2 separate regions of the Homo sapiens genome follow, and region 2 is linked to region 1. A link is a loop called in an ENCODE intact Hi-C map of the cell type or tissue named here. Cell type or tissue: endothelial cell of umbilical vein. All regions are shown on one strand. Region 1 overlaps TCF12 (transcription factor 12). Region 2 holds the start of LINC03065 (long intergenic non-protein coding RNA 3065).

Region 1 (5,000 bases):
TTAAGCACAGACCTAAACTAGGCAAGAAAAAGCCATAACGTGCTTTGCCTAAACAAGTTACTTCTTTACTGACGATATAGGAAAAGATGTTTTCAAAAAGTCTACCAAGTAAGAGCTCTCTGGAAACTTCAGTTTAAATTCCAGGCTTCCAGGCAAAATTTCCCTCTTCCATCTTACTTTTCTGTTGATTGGGAAACAGATCTTCCTTGGAGAGCTATATAAAATTTCTTAGAGTTATCCACGCAGTATTTTTATCTACTTTATTAGCTCATTTTTATCCTGATATTTGGATCACTACAACAGTTATAGCTATTTTTAAATGATCCGTAAGCAAGAATGTTTCTAAAGGTAACACAAAATTCTAAATAGTTTTGGAAAGAAAATTTTTAATTGAAGTGAATTATGTATCTTGAATTAGTTAACATAGGCCAGTTAGTGGTTAATCTTACTGTATATTCTTCTAAAACAAACAGGCAACATTCCACTGTCCCAAAAGCCAGAAGATCTGGCTGGAAAAGTAAACCTAAAACCCACTCATAATATTCCTCACGAAAAGTTTCAACATTATTTCTAAGTGAATCAAATCTTGGAAAACAGACTTTCAGAGTAATAAATGAAGCCAAACTTAAAAGCTGACACATGAATAACTCCACGAATGAACACTATATTTTCCTAAAGGATGAACTCGGTAAGTAATAAATTATTGGCTGCAAGGGAGGTAGGGGTGAGGATAGATTTAAGAGGATAGTGAGAGAATCTGCAACTGAACAAATTCAAAGCAAAAGAACCTTCCCCAATGCCTCTTCTTCCTCATCTACCTTGTAAAGAGATGACATGTGAGTGAATGCTGTCTCTCAAATGTGCAGTATTTTAGTTAGCCTTGCTAATTAAGTCAGACATCAAAATTCCAGGTTTTATATCTGAACATTATATTGCAGACTTCTCTGGTAGTATATGCTACTTTGTAAATATGTTCAGAAAGTTGTTATTCTGGTTTTTCTAATATCCTCACATTTTAGAAAATTTACTTCTGCAAGAAAGAAATCAAGAATATAAAACTCCAGTGAAATAATGCATCATTTTCAAACCAATCCACTAGCATTCAATGCATATTATTTAAAGTTAATAGTGTTATTGATCTAAAATCAATAGTGCATCTTTTAATTCAACAATCACTCCCATCTTGCTGATAACCCAGTCTATCAGTAAAAAGCCTTCTAATTACTATCTTTCCACTGTATGAAAATCTTAAAAATCAAAGACTTGATTTTTGTGATCTTTACTCAAGTGGCACTCCATGAAAAAAACTGTTCCAATTAAGCCTCAATTGTGATTACCAAAATCTTAACCAAACCAATAACCAGTGGATATTAAAGATTAGTCTGAGTACTGGTAAATAACTTATTTGGATATCAACACATATAAATATACACTTCTCAACACAATGTAAAGACACATGCTAAAATTCATAAAATAGCGTCTGTCTCAGATACAGGATATCAGATGTCATACTGTTTCTTTACAAATATCTCAAGTCTAAATTGAGTTTTAGAAATGCTTAATGATTAACAAAACAGAAAACACCTACCTATATAGCCAATGGAAACAATCACCTCTGTAAACTGCATTTTTAAGGCAAAAGAACAATTAATTTCCTTTTGACAACCATACGACTATAATGAGGATATGTAAAAACAGCCATACCTCCTGGAGAAGAAAGCAAATAAATCTCTTTCTGAGGTGAATAAATTGTATCCCTCCGACATCAACATGAACAGAACTGACAGATCATACAAAGCTTCTAAAAGGCAATCATTAGATAACCCTTCAAATGAGACAGAACTATATAATTACTGAGAATATGTAAAATCTGAAGCAAATTGCACGTTTCTTTTGATCACAAACTCACAACGACAAAGCAGTTTTCTTTGAAAAATTAAAGAGGGGGGGTCCCCCTGCCCCTGCATCTCTTGGCTGTCCCTTTCTTTCCCCTTTCCTTCCCTACGTGAATTGCAGTTTGTCACTTCTCATTTACCACTTGAAGTAACACAGTAAGAGAATCATTAACTATGTTGCAACTTGATAATTTTCCTGCAGATGGCTCCATAATCAAAGGACTGCCTAAAGGTGTGTGTATGCACACATTAAAAAAAACAATGAGGATGACCCTCAGGTTTTTAAATTCCTTAAGAAACCAGCACTTCTGAAGAGCTTTCAAGACTGACACAAGGCTTTGCGCTATTGACTCGTTAGGCAATCTAACAACAAAACAAAACTGTAGGCAAACAAAGCTATCATTCAAAATCATCTGTAAAGCTAAATAATTTTTGTGAACATGATGTCTTGGGTCAAATTAGCTGTCTCTTAAAGAAAGTGCCACCCGTTTTTTTGTTTCTTCTTTTGGCCTGTGCGATTTTTTTTTCTTCTGAACTGGAAGACATCAGATCCTTTCAATTTATGAGAAATGGAACAGCACCAAGATATTCTATTCTATTTTAAATTCATTTTTTAAAAGACCAGAAGTTAACATCTGCATCTTAGCCCAGAACCATTTCAAAAATCTGCAATCCAAAGCTGTAAGTAACTTATACATTAAGTTATTTTTTGGTCCCCAATCTATATTTTTGTTTCAGTAAAAATTCTTGCTAGTGGTAGTAATTTTTTAATACTTCTTGCCTCTAAATAAATGTTGAGTCTACCAAAACATCCTCCCTCACATTTGTGACAATAAAGTAAAAAAGCAAAGCTAATTTTTGCTATATTCACTGGAAGAAATCATACAGATCTTGAATTTATGAAAAGACGTATCTTTTAAGAATGGTTTCTTATTAGTAAATTCTGGTGACCATTCTTAACAAAAGCCAAAAAATACTTCACTTTGAAAAGACATCTAAGAAGAGTGACATCAACAGGGAAAAAGATGGGAAATGGTGTCAGTCATACATTTTCAACAAAGAACAACGCAAAACAAGCAGTGCTTGACCAGTATTTGGTTATGCTTCACTATTCCTAACAATGACAAGTGTCCCTAAACAGACACTGGGAAACAGATATAAAACTTGGAAGAAATTTGTTAAGCTACTTGTTCTATGTAGCAGTAGCACATGTGTATGCAGTAGGGCAGAAGTATTCTCCCTATCATTCATTAGTATTCTATGTAATATAAGATGGGCTACTCAGGTCCCAGAAAACTGTGGAGTTATATCATGTAACGCGAAAGAGCACTAAACTGGGAGTCAGGAGACAGGGATCCAGGTTTCAGCTCTGCCTCTCAGGAGGCAAGAGAGCTTAGGGTAGGTCGTTGACTCTCCCTGAGCCTAATTTTCCATTTCTGTAAAATGCAGGCATTAAACCATTAAACTAGGCCAAAGACTTCCTAGCCATTTCACCACTAATAAAACATTTTATTATGCACTCCACCCCAAAACTCTGAATTCCTATTTTGAAAGATTTTTGTCTCTCAGACTCTTTTTTTAAAATTCCATTATGATAAATATTTTTCTCTCTTAAAAGGAAAAATCAAGGCAGGGTATGGTGGCTCATGCCTGTAATACTACCACTTTGGGAGGCCAAGGTGGGAAGATCCCTTGAACCCAGGAGTTTGAGACCAGCCTGGGCAACATGGCAAGACCTGTCTCTACAAAAAGTTAAAAAATTCACTGGGTGGTGTGCACCTGTAATCCCAGCTACCTAGGAGACTGAGGTGGGAGGATCGCTTCAGCCCAGGAGTTCATGCCTGCAGTGAGCTATGATTGTGCCACTGTACTCTAGCGAGGGTGACAGAGAGAGACCGTCTCTAGAAAAACAACAACAACAACAAATGAACAAAAGCAAAAAAGAAAACTCAAAGCCATGTAACTGCAGTTCAGAACTTCAGATTAAAAGGTAAATGAAGCATTGCCATACTGAGTTGAAATAATTCCAGTGAAAGAAACCTGATGTTTAATTACCATTTTATTTTGGTAAAGTATAGAATCCACAGAATTTGTTAGGTTTTTCTGATGTATTTTGAATCTTGTTGTATTCAAGATTCAAGATTCAAGCTGTGATCCACTGGCATAGATGATACCAGGTGTCCACACCAATCTTAAAGTGTGTGTGTGTGTGTGTGTGTGTGTGTGGTGTGTGTGTGTGCGTGTGTGTGTATGTCTCAAAGTCCTGCTTTGTTGCCCAGGCTGGAGTGCACTGGTGCAATCTTGGCTCACTGCAACCTCCACCTCCCGGGCTCAAGCCATTCTCATGCCTAAGCCTCCAGAGTAGCTGGGATTACAGGCGTGTGCTACCACACCCTGCTAAGTTTTGTATTTTTAGTAGAGACAGGGTTTCGCCATGTTGGCCAGGCTGGTCTTGAACTCCTGGCCTCAAGCGATCTGCCAGCCTCGACTTCCCAAAGTGCTGAGATTACAGGCATGGGCCACCATGCCCAGCCTTAAATTGTATTTTTATAATCATACCTGCAAGAGGCATAATTAAAAGTCTAAACCCTCACAGGAAATGAAAGGCTGAACCAAAAAAGGAATTTGAAAACATAATTACAACTTCTCAGTTCTAAGACAAGAGTCCAAAAGCTTTGTATTCTAATAACATTTATGCCAGCAAATGAAGTATCTAAAAGGCTAGTTATATATAACTCCATTGCCTAGTAATATGTTCATTTAAAACCATAATCTTTCTTTTTTCTTTTTATTTTTAAAGTATAATTGACACAAGGTCTCACTTTGTTGCCCAGCCTGGTCTTGAACTCTTGGGCTCAAGCAATCCTCCCACCTCAGCCTCCCAAAGTGCTAGTATTAGAAGCGTGGGCCACTGCTCCCTGCTCCCTGCCCTATCAACTTTATCTTGAACAAAATAGTAAAACAAAATAAAGAAAAGCAGTGACATCCTACCGATAGATAACAACTCTTACCTAACTTTGTCATTGTTTAATTTACTCAATAACAATTTTGGTTTCTCAATAATGTGCAAGTTAATCTACAAGTCAGATATTTCATGGTGAATAC
Region 2 (5,000 bases), 330 kb after region 1:
AGAGGAAGGGATCTGACAGAGGAGGTATTTTAAAGGATAAATTGAAGGCCCTGAGATGACTGGATAAAAGAAATAAAGGGAAGGAACAGGTAAAAAATGACATCGGTGTTTTCAGCTTGGGTGGCAGAGATAGCAGTGGTATCAATGAGAAAGAAGGGAAGTGATTTTGGAAAGATAATGAGATTATGAGATTGGTTTTAGACCTGTCGAAACCTAAAGATGGCAGGACGTCCAGTTAGATACGTTGATGAGATAAAGAGGCAAATATACAAGTTGGGGGAAAAAAAGGTGACATTAAAGATAAGGATCTGCACAGAAGAAACATTTGAACCAATAGTTATAGATCAGTAGAAGAGGGTGAGAGAAAAACAGAAATAAACACTTACTGCTAGACCAAGAGGAAAAAAAGTGGTGTCTCTGAATGAAATGAAATGTAGTGTCTGGTGGAGACACAGGAAGAATGCAGGACACTTTAGTGCATACAAAACTTAGAGAAGTTTCAAATTATGTTAAAAGTAAATGCCAAGCATGCACATACTCATCACCCCATCTCCAGCCTTATTTCTAACTGTTTTTCTGGCTTACTGCACAGCATTCACATTGGCCTCCTTTCTACTAATTCAGACTCACCAAACTGTCTCTGGCTGCAGAGCCTTGGCACTTGCTCTTACTTCTGCCCAGAATCTTCTCCCCAACCCCCCCAACCCCAATATTTGCTTGGCTTTCTACCTCATTTATCTAGACCTCTGTTTAAACATAACTTCCTCAAAGAGGCCTTCTTCAATCAACTTATCTAAAATATAAAATAATGTTCAACTCTCATCTGCATACTTCGTCCTTCTGCTCTTTTTCTTCATAGCGCTCTTCCCTACATGACATTATACAATTGTATATGATTGTAAATGTACTATCTCCCCCACTAGAGCAACTGTAATGAGGTTCCATGAGTGCATTCGTTTTACTCACTGACGTATGTCTGATAAGTAGAACAGAGCCTGGAACAAACAAAGCCTTCAGTAAGAGTTTATTTCATGATGAATGAGTGAAATGCAGTAATTAAGATGAAAAGAAAAAAAATCACAAGAGGTCCAAGTTTAAGTCACAATTCCTAGAACATGCCTATCATTTCACCCAAAAACTCTGCTTAAGGCTCTCATTCTGGCTGCATCTCCTCAAGGGGAAGGGAATTAAGGGAAGTTTGCTACTGCCAAGGAAGGGACTTGGGATACTTTCCTGGATGATAGTGGTAAGAATGCTGTTTTCTCCACAATTACTTCGTTAATAAGAGACATGTCCAATTCCAGACTTCACAGGGTTCCTTCTCCAGCTGAGCTCCAAGTGGAGCTTTGAGAGAAAAACAGAAGGGTGATGGCTAGAAGACTCAGGCTTCCAAAGTATTCCTCTCCTGAGTATCAGCTACCAGGTGAATTTCACAATGAGGATGACAACTTGGAAGGGGCAAGAGTCACGTGCCTGAGGGGAAAGGTCACCAGGGTGCAATCTCTGTTAATCCTTCTCTATACCCAGCTTCCCGATGCGGCCTGTACAGAAACAAGCACGCAGGCACTTAAGAGGACAGTGGTTTCACCGTGTCCCTCCCGGCGGCGCTCCCCACCTTTCCTTCCTCCCCACACGCCCCTCCCAGGCTGCAGGCTTAGCAGCCGACTTCCGCTGATCCCGGCTGGAGGGAGCCTGGAATCCAATTACTCTTCCCTAGGGAGCGCAATCCACCCGTCTGGCCGCAAAGAGCGGAGCCGGGGTCCGAGAGCCGCACAGGCCGGCCCTGCTCCGCCCGCCCCCACTTCCCGCCACCCCTGCCTCGGGCTCGGCAGCCCGGGCGGGGCGAGCAGAGCCGCGTAGAGGTGCGCGGCACTGCCGCCGGAACTATTTGTCCTTCCGCGCGCGGCCCGGCCCGGCGGGGCGAGAGGTTCGCGGCGCTGCATCCCGGGCGCCGACGTCAGCCGGGCTGAGTGGCAGGAGATTAGCCAAGGGCTTCCCCCGCCGCGCGTCCGGGCCAATCGGCTCCGCGGGCGGTGCTCCAGGGACGCGCACACGCACTTTCCAGAATCCACGCCTCCCAGCAACAGCCTCCAGCACCGCGACGCTGCCCTTCCGGCCCGCTTTCTTCGTCCGGCCTGCTACGGCTGCGGGCTTGGACCCTGGCCTCTAGTCTCCTGCGTGCTGCTCCCTAAAGTGACAGGGAAACGGGGCAAGAGGTCCAAGGGTTCCGTAGGAGAAAGAGTATCTGTGGCTCTCCCACCGTCCCGGCTTCCCTAACGGACTAGGGAGTGAAGCTCTGGAGATGGATCTTTGGGAGGAAAAAACTGGACCTCTCTTCGGGTTCTTTAGAGTTTAGGTGGAGAACTCTTTCAGTACCATTGAGTGTTCTCTAGTAAGAGGATCTTACACTGTTGGGTTTCTCACTTGCTTTAAAATTGTGGTCAGAGTACTTCATAAATCCTTTCCTTTCTGCATCTGGGGGAAGGAAAAAAAATGCAACACTCTCTTTACACATTGTCAGACTTTCGAGGCCGCAACGCAACTGACATACATGCTAGAAGGAGAAAGTGCTATATTATGCCTTGTGTCCTCTTTTGAATCACATTCTCCTGAGATGTGGCTGACCCTTAGGCCCATGGTGTTCCTGAATGTGATTGACATGCGTAGTTAGCAAGCTAGTGAGAGAGAACCAGGAAAATTGCTATCAAAACAATTACATACAGGGACATCAGAACAAACGCTTGAGACCACTGGGGAATGAGGGACCATCCCAGTTCTGCCACGGATGCCTTCGGGGATGGTGGCCAAGTCAGATCTTTGTGTCTTGTTTCTTCGTAGCAGATTGAATAGAACTATCTTCACCACACTCACTATTTCAAAGTGTGTTATAAACATTTCACTTAAGGTGAAAATGTTGAAGGTTTTATTTTGGGTGGAGGGAAGGTGGTGCCATTGAAAGGCACTCTCTGAAGGGAAGATTCTGTAAAAGGAAGCCATTTTATCTGCCTACAATTTGGTCATTTCAAAGAAATTCAATGTATATGTGTTAAGACTAATTTATATGCTGAGTTGTGTGCTATGTGGTCTTCATAAGAGTTATAATCTAGTAAACCCAGCTAACTCCTGCATTCTCAAACGGTTTCCCATGCCTGTGCCAGTTTCCATCCCTAAATTCTCGGCAGTTTCATTCCCTATTTCTGCTCAAAGGCTACAAACCATTGCTAGTTACAGGTACAGAACGGTGCTGCGGTGGGAGCTCCCCACTTGAGTCTAAACTGTGGCTGGAGTTCAGACGTGTGGATGTATCTGTGGAACTGATAGGGCAAGGCTCTAGAAGCCAATTGACTGGAGCGATTGAGGAGCCTCCTGGGACAGAACAAATCTTTGAGGAAGAAGGAGCCAGACACACTGAGCTTGAGCTAGGAACAAAGATAAAGTCTTGGGAAGGGAGGGGTCCTTTTGCATTCAGCCTTGTGTCCTGGCCCTTGTCTGAATCCAGTAGGAGTTGGGGAGGGGGAAGAAGATGGAAGGAGGCTATAAGTGAAAACTGAAATATCTGTTTCAAACTTTTTAACTTCCAGATTTCACATTCATAACACATGCCCTCACTTCTTCCTTTAGTAGAAAAAAAAAGGTATGAACAAAAGTGCAAACAACAGGAAACCTGACTAGAGGTGGAAATTTGAAAAATATGGAATTTATTATCCCATAAAATAAGAAGTTTGGAGAAAGGTGGTTCCACTATTGGTTGGTCAAATAACTTAGGGAAGTTGTCCGAGATTGAAGTGGGATTCTTCTTTCTGCTCTGCCATCTTCACATGATGGTAATTTCTCCTGTCATGTCCCTTCATGGCTATACGATGGCGTCTGCTTGTCTTGATGTCAAATACAGTCGGGCATCCAGCAAAGTAGCAAAGTATAGGAATACTATTTCTCTCTCTCCCTTTCTCCCTCTCTCCCTCTCTCTCTGTCTCTCCCCCTCCCTCCCTCCATCTCACAATAAAGGAAGGGAAACCCTTTTTAGAGGCTTCTAGCAGAACTGAGTCCCACTAGGCATAATTGTGTCACACACGAATCCTAAACTGATTATTTGTAAGAGGAATGACACTAATCGTAATCTACTCCTCACGCTGGGGAGAGAAATCACCCTTTGTGAACACATGGAAGGATATAATCAGAACAGCATCAAATTTTGCCAGAAAAAAAGTGGCTGTGGCTTAGGCCCCAACAAGTTCCTTCATTTTTCCTTTCCTCTACCTCAGAATGTTTCTGTATCTACTCTTCTTCATCACCTCTAAATTGTTCTATATTTATCCGTCTCCTTCCCTTCCCTCCCCTCCCCTTCCCTCCTCTCCCTCCCTTCTCTATCTCTGTCTCTCCCCTCTCTTCTCTCTTTCTTTCTTTTGGCAAAAGGGTCTGGCTCTGTTGCTCAGGCTAGAGAGCAGTGGTGTGATCATGGCTCACTGCTCACTGCAGCTTCGATGTGGTGGGGTCCGGTGATCCACTCATCTCAGTCTCTTGAGTAGCTGAGACTATAGGCACAAGCAACTACGCTCAGCTGATATAAAAAACATTTTTTTGGGGGGCCGGGCGCAGTGGCTCACACCTGTAATCCCAGCACTTTGGGAGGCCAAGACGAGTGGATCACGAGGTCAGGAGTTCAAGACCAGCCTGGCCAAGATGCTGAAACCCCATCTCTACTAAAAATCCAAAAATTAGCCGGGTGTGGTGGCATACACCTGTAATCCCAGCTACTCGGGAGGCTGAGGCAAGAGAATCGCTTGAACCTGGGTGGCAGAGGTTGCAGTGAGCCAAGATCGCGCCACTGCACTCCAGCCTGGGCAACAGAGCAAGACTCCGTCTCAAAAAAAAAATTCATAGAGACAGGATCTCCTTATGTTTCTCAGGCTGGTCTTGAAATCCTGGGCTCAAGTGATCCTGCCACCTTGGCCTCCCAAAGTACTGGGATTACAGGTGTGAGCCACCACACCCAGCCATAC

What was found. Hi-C counts contacts between places; a loop is a spot of excess contacts. Peaks named below come from ENCODE experiments on the same cell type or tissue, not always from the same donor. Only the 100,000 strongest peaks of a DNase experiment are listed, where the experiment ranks them.
Region 2: a loop joins it to region 1, with 2.4 times the contacts of the local background. A loop is called at or near these places in 3 of 110 quality-filtered maps.

Annotation. Positions count from the first base shown.
Region 1 is chr15:57,211,101-57,216,100 of GRCh38, reverse strand. All of the region lies in intron 8 of TCF12 (transcription factor 12), which reads right to left. Among named protein-coding and RNA genes, the nearest start is that of SNORD13D, 65 kb to the left of the region's middle. In endothelial cell of umbilical vein, a CTCF peak has its summit at 2,092 (motif pointing right); a DNase peak (open chromatin) is centred at 2,110.
Region 2 is chr15:56,884,229-56,889,228 of GRCh38, reverse strand. TCF12-DT (TCF12 divergent transcript) reads left to right here. Exons shown (of 4, transcript NR_015419.2): 4 at 1,305-3,059. LINC03065 (long intergenic non-protein coding RNA 3065) reads right to left here and starts at 2,161. Exons shown (of 2, transcript NR_183870.1): 1 at 2,059-2,161; 2 at 1,008-1,473. RefSeq lists a silencer at 1,688-2,117 and an enhancer at 2,238-2,327. In endothelial cell of umbilical vein, no CTCF peak of the experiment used is centred here; DNase peaks (open chromatin) are centred at 1,718 and 1,998; H3K4me3 peaks cover 1,077 bases; H3K27ac peaks cover 1,667 bases.